2 separate regions of the Homo sapiens genome follow, and region 2 is linked to region 1. The links are chromatin loops, found by intact Hi-C in ENCODE. Cell type or tissue: B cell. All regions are shown on one strand. Each heading gives the region's core, and the rest is flanking DNA. Links, peaks and the distances in the headings are about the cores only.

Region 1 (2,923 bases), core at 147-2,646:
GGCTGTGAGAGTAGAAAGAACCAGCTGCAAAGAGAACAGAAAGTGAAAGGAGCAGAGGCTCTAGGAAAGAATCCCGGGGGGTATATCAACATTTAAAGGAGTAAGGTGAAGAAAACGAGCCTGCAAAGGAGGCTGAGAAGAAATAGTAGGAGAGATAGGAATAGAATCAGCCAGGCCAGTGCTAGAAAAGCCAAAGGCAGAGAGCATTTCAAGGAGGCAGTGGGGAATGGCATAAAGTGCTGCGTTGATATCAAATAAGATGGAAACCAAAGGCCACATTGAACTTGGCCACAAGTCTGCGATTCCTGGCCTTGGAGAGAGGCATTTGAGTGGTTATGCTGGGGACAGAAGCCAGACTGCAGTGGATTGAGGAATGAATGAGAGATGGGGAAGAGGAACCAGTAAACATAGAACAACTCTTTCTCCTCATCCTGTCAAGGACTTCTTGACAGGACAGAGGCTGGTAAGAAAGAGCAGGGTTAAGGGAGAGTTTCTTCAGCACAAGAATGCTTACATGCAGCATGGGAAGGAGCTGGCAGAGAAGGAGTGAAGAAGGCGAAGACACAGGAAACAGAGGTATTCAGGATGGAGTGAAGGAGGAGGGAAGGAGACAAAATGACCAGGTGGAGGCACACCTACTCCTCTACAAATGCAGATGAAAGCTGCAGGTGGGGAAGACAGCCAGGGAGCTCCCACCAGAAAAAGACAAGCATGGCTTCCCCCAGCCCCACCTGTCAGTATATAGGGCATGAGCCTGTCCCTCCTGAAGCAAATATCCCCAAGGGACTGGTTAGGCTCTGACTCCAGGCCAGCTTTAGGCTGTGCACAGGTAGAGTAAGATCTCAGAGGCTCTTTGAAAGCCTTTTTAACTGGTAGACATCTCCCTCACTTGCTTATTAATGCCTGACCACCATAAAGGGCACCACGTGGTAATTTCAACTGTGGGGCTTATTTCACACATCACGCATATAGATCAGACACTTCTACTTGGCGCATTACTCCTCTCTGCATAATAACCTGCTTTCAAAAACATTCCCCTTCTCTAAAAGCATTCTGATTTAAGAAATATGGCAGTGATGATCAACATCCTGCGGTCAAAACAGAACTTGCACTTGAATGCAGACACTAAGGACAGCAATTGGAGAGCCTGCAGTTCATCGATGCATGGCAAGGGCATGCTACCTGGTCCTATCTGGGTTTGAGAATGGGGAAATGGGTAAAGAACAGACTAGAAACCTGTCTGAGCGCCAGGAGCCTGATGAAGAAAGAGGGGCAGAGGACAGTTACCAACTGCCACCTCGTGGAACAGGGCCCCAGCTTGGGGATTCCCCCCAGCGCAGCTGCTTGGAGCTGTCATGGATGCGTGCATGTGTGTGTGGTGATCAGCCTTGCTGGTCCTCTGGGCATCCTCCCTTCCCTTGCCCTTAAAAGCAAGGCGGCGGTACTTCCCAAGCCTGCTCCCCACAGCTCTCCTGGCAGGTGTGCAGAGGCAAAGGGTGAACAGGCAAGCAGAACTGGCAAGTGAGTCGCCCCTGCTCCTTGAGGTCTTAGCACCCGTGTCTCGCCTCCCCTGTGAATTCTCCAGGGGAAGGCTTCCACACCACCTGAGTGGGCTGAGCTGAGCTGGGCTGGGCTGGGCTGGGCTGGCAGGAGCGGTACCTGAAGGGTTTGCTGTCAGGGTCGGTGTCCTTGAAGCCCATCTCCTCCAGCTTACAGCGGCGATACAGCTCATAGTGCCGGGTGTGGGTCTGCTCCCGCAGATCCTCCATGTTGACCCGAATCAGCATCTCCCGCAGCTTCACAAAGTCGCAGTGGGCCTCGTTTTCAACTGCATAGCAGGATTTGGGGTATTGAAAGTATGTTGAAAGGAAGGCCAGCAGAAGCAGAAATGGATGAAACGAGAGGCAAAATGTCTAACAGTGACGTTGCCTTGCAATCTGTGTATTTAGATCCTGCAAATTTACCTCCTCTCTTTTCTACTGAAAATGTAAATGAAAGGTTACAAAAATGCCAGTAATGAAAAACTGTGATATCATAAAAATACTTATTAAGACAGTCAGTAGCACCACAATCTAAATTCAGCAGTCAGAACCCTCAAAAGAATGTTTGGTCTGCACCACTTGTAGGACAACAGCATATATGCATCTGTCCATCCATCCATCCATCCATCCACTCATCCATCCATCCATCTATCCATCCATCCATCCATCCATCCATCCATCCACTCATCCATCCATCCATCCATCCATCTATCCATCCATCCATCCACTCATCCATCCATCTATCTATCCATCCATCCATCCATCCATCCATCCATCCATCCATCCATCCAATCAATATTTGTGGAATCTCTGTTCCCAGTATTGTGTGAGGCACTGGGAATTCAGAAACGAAGTGATGGAATCTTGCTCTCAGGAGCTTATAGTTTAGAGGAAGAATAGATACAAATAGACAAATACAATTCAGTGCACAACTACAAAAATAGAGGGATAGCCAAGTTGCAATAAAGCTCAGAAGAGGGGAACCTAAGAACTCCTGGGAAAGTGAAGACTTCACCGAAGAGAAAATCTCTAAGATGACTCTGGAAGGAAGAATAGCAATTTATCAGCCAGAGAAGGGAATGGTGTTTGCAAAGTGTCAATGAGGCTAGGCAAGGTTATGTAGCTAGTAAGTTGCAGAATTAGGGTTCAAACCCAGGCAATGTAGGGGAGGTGACAAAGTCTCCAAAGAATAAGGGGAAAGAACTAGGATATTGATAGATGACAGTGACAAGGAGGGGTGTGGACCGCAGGCATGGCCCACCTGGATGGTAGAAGCTTCCAAGGAGGTGGTTTCTTTAGAAGGTAGATAATGGCCTGACAGTAGCAGTGGTGACTAGGAGCAAGGGGACCCCACTTTCTGGCCTGTGTGAACAAGTCCCCTC
Region 2 (2,923 bases), core at 280-2,779, 57 kb before region 1:
ATGCTTCCTCATCAGAATATCTTGGTATACATGCTAAATACAAAGGTTATGGAATATAATCTTCATCACATAATCTAAAAATTGTTAATAGACATGGTAAGGTACTGGTATTTGCTTTTCATAATAGATGTGTTCTTTAGAATTGGGGTATAAATCGTTTTTATTTTTTTTTAATTTTTGGAAATGTTTCTGAGTCATAAAATCTTTTTCAAAATGAATCTCTAAAGTCCACTAAGAGTGTTTTAAATATAAATAAATCCTATGATGAAGAGTTTTGGATATTACTTGAAAAATCGATTTTCAGTCATCAAAAATAATTTTGAAGTTATATGTATTTTGCTTTCTTCTCAGGGGTCACAAACTGGTGGCCAAATGGCAGAAAACACCTGCAGGTGTGTTTTCTTTGGCCAACACAGTATTTTCCAAAACTTGACTTTGTGAGTGTCTTTAGGCAGAACATATACCCCCTCTAGTTCAACCATATCACTCCTTATTGCCATACACCAGTCACTTAACACGTTTATGTAATTTTGGTGGTCTCCCTGTATAGATGGATTAATTGATACTTTCCTTACGATGTCTTAGCCTCCTCGGGAAGATGAACAAAATTAGTATACATTATGTACAACAATGGTGAGGCTTAAATTTTCAGTTATTTTAAAGCCTAGCCTTCTAAATATTCAGAGGGTAAGCTGTAGTCTCAAGACTGCATAATACTAATTCTGGGATTTTAAATTCCCTTAACATTTGTTTTAGAGCTTAGAAATTACATTGAAGGTTATACTAAACAGGTTCTGATTAGTGTGACTAAAAGTGTGAAGTTTTTACCCTCTTTTTAATGTGTACCTTGAATAAGATTTGGGTTGTCTTAATTTATATTCAAGTAGACATAAATAGGTTGCTTCACTTCTCAAGATATTAAGTGAACTGTTTTAAAAGACTTGCGATTAACTTCTTTGGTAGCTAGGTAATCACTTAGTTGAACTTCTGGGCAAGTGTATGCAGAAAGCTCAAGTCAAGGAACTTGTGAGCCACCAATATAGGTACTCAACTTGCTTTGAACTGTGAGTGTTTGATGTAGACCTAAAAGTACTGTTTAATATCTGAATGCCTTAATTGTATATTTCTTACTGATAGTTCTGATTTTTGGGTTTTGCCTCCTTCAGCTGAGTCTAGAGATGTGAAACTTTAGAATTATTATAGCAAAAATAGTTGCTCATGGTTTTGGAGCACTTAACTTTGTGGAACTATGCATATTCCTCTCATTTAAACCTCACAACAATGCTATATGGTGGGTACTATGATTAATCTCATTTTACAAATGAGGAACTTAAGGTTTAGTCAAGGAGAACACCTTCCCCAAAGTCTCACAGCTAGTAAGTACCAAAGCAAGGACTTGGGCCCAGACCTGTCTGACTGCAGAGCTCATGCTCTTAGCAGTGTGTTTTACTGTTTTTGCTTATGGCTTCCCTATGTCTTGCTTTACTACCTTTAGATACCATATTTAGTGATGGTTTTGAAGTAGCTGGGATCTCCATGTGCTATTACATCTGCCCAGTTTTAGAGCAGTGTCTCTTACCCATAATTTAGTCAGATTGCAACATTGATCCAAATGTGTTTACACTTGAGATCATAATACATAAGGAAACTCAAAGTTTTGAACTCTAACACATTCCCACTTTTTCTTGCATATTATAGTGTCAATAAATACTGAAAAGGAAGAACTGTGCTTTCTTCCTCAGAAAGAGGAAGATTTATGACCAGGTGGTGATAAAGGTGAAGTATGTTCTGATGGACATACTTCCATACTTCTAATGGGCATATGTTTGTCCATTCCATAAGATTTTACTTTCTTAGTTATAATACATAGTATCTTCAGGTCTGGCTTTGAAAAGAAAATAGGGAGTAACAATAATTTGAGGAATATAATGTCTCTGTATGTTGCATTTTATATTATTTTGAAGCTTTGAGACACTTGTTCATAGTAAGGGCAGCTTTGTTAGCAAATTGTTTCCAATGAGCTTGCTAAAAACAAACTTTTTGATACTGTTTTGTCACAGATCTAGTCCTAGAATGATTATAGTCTTCTCTCTTTCTTAAGCAGTGATAAACCTTTTAATGAGAACAAAAAGGAAATAAATTGCTAACTCTGAAGGAACCAGTAAGAAATACACTGAAGTATGGTCTGTTGTTTTAGAATAATTTGTTAAATGGACCAGAGTAATATAGTGGAACATGCATCACCTTATACCATATAGTAACTGATTCTTCTAAGTTTACTTGAACAGATTTCAGTCAGGAAAAAACATTGCTCAATTGTGTTCTTCAATTTATTCAACAAACAATTGAAAATAATATTTTAAAGGACATAATCTCTTCATATCACATCTTAACAATTCTTGAATGAGATCCAGTTTGTCCATGCCTTGTAAGTAAGTTTATAACCTACTATGCTTTAGGGCCTCCTGCTACCTTAGGTTGACATATATTTAAGAAAAATAATTTCATTTCAATAGTAGCATAAACATTAGAAAAATAAATTTGCTGGAAACATGAATGCAATCTAAACCAAATGTGATTTTAAAATTATTTCTGCCATTAATTCCCTCCATATGTGTGAATAATTGAGTTGATTTTATAGTGAAGTACCTTATGAGCCATACTTAAGGGTTTCTGAGAGGGACTATGAAGTTTTTCCTGGCTTAAATTCAATTAAGTTTTCATTATAGGGTCACTATGACATGAAAAGGAACCAGTATGAACACTTTTATACTTATTCCCTTCTATTTTAAAAATAACTTGATTATGGATTTGTATTCTGGCATTGGTTTTTGAACCATTGTGCTTTCATTCTTTCTAGTCTGTCTAAAAATCACTGGAGCGTTTAAGATGGCAGCTGACTAACATAGGCCTTTGAGGTCTT

Evidence for each region. A loop is a pair of places that touch in the nucleus more often than their neighbours do. Peaks named below come from ENCODE experiments on the same cell type or tissue, not always from the same donor. Only the 100,000 strongest peaks of a DNase experiment are listed, where the experiment ranks them.
Region 2: it touches region 1 in a loop (1.8-fold over the local background); 1 of 110 quality-filtered maps calls a loop at or near these places.

The regions. Positions count from the first base shown.
Region 1 is chrX:119,635,368-119,638,290 of GRCh38, forward strand. SEPTIN6 (septin 6) reads right to left here. Exons shown (of 11, transcript NM_145799.4): 7 at 1,660-1,828. Among named protein-coding and RNA genes, the nearest start is that of MIR766, 10 kb to the right of the region's middle. In B cell, for the core only: no CTCF peak of the experiment used is centred there; a DNase peak (open chromatin) is centred at 1,254; H3K4me3 peaks cover 158 bases; H3K27ac peaks cover 1,882 bases.
Region 2 is chrX:119,578,255-119,581,177 of GRCh38, forward strand. The region is part of intron 3 of UBE2A (ubiquitin conjugating enzyme E2 A); the gene reads left to right. Among named protein-coding and RNA genes, the nearest start is that of UBE2A, 5.2 kb to the left of the region's middle. In B cell, for the core only: no CTCF peak of the experiment used is centred there; a DNase peak (open chromatin) is centred at 1,377; H3K27ac peaks cover 2,017 bases.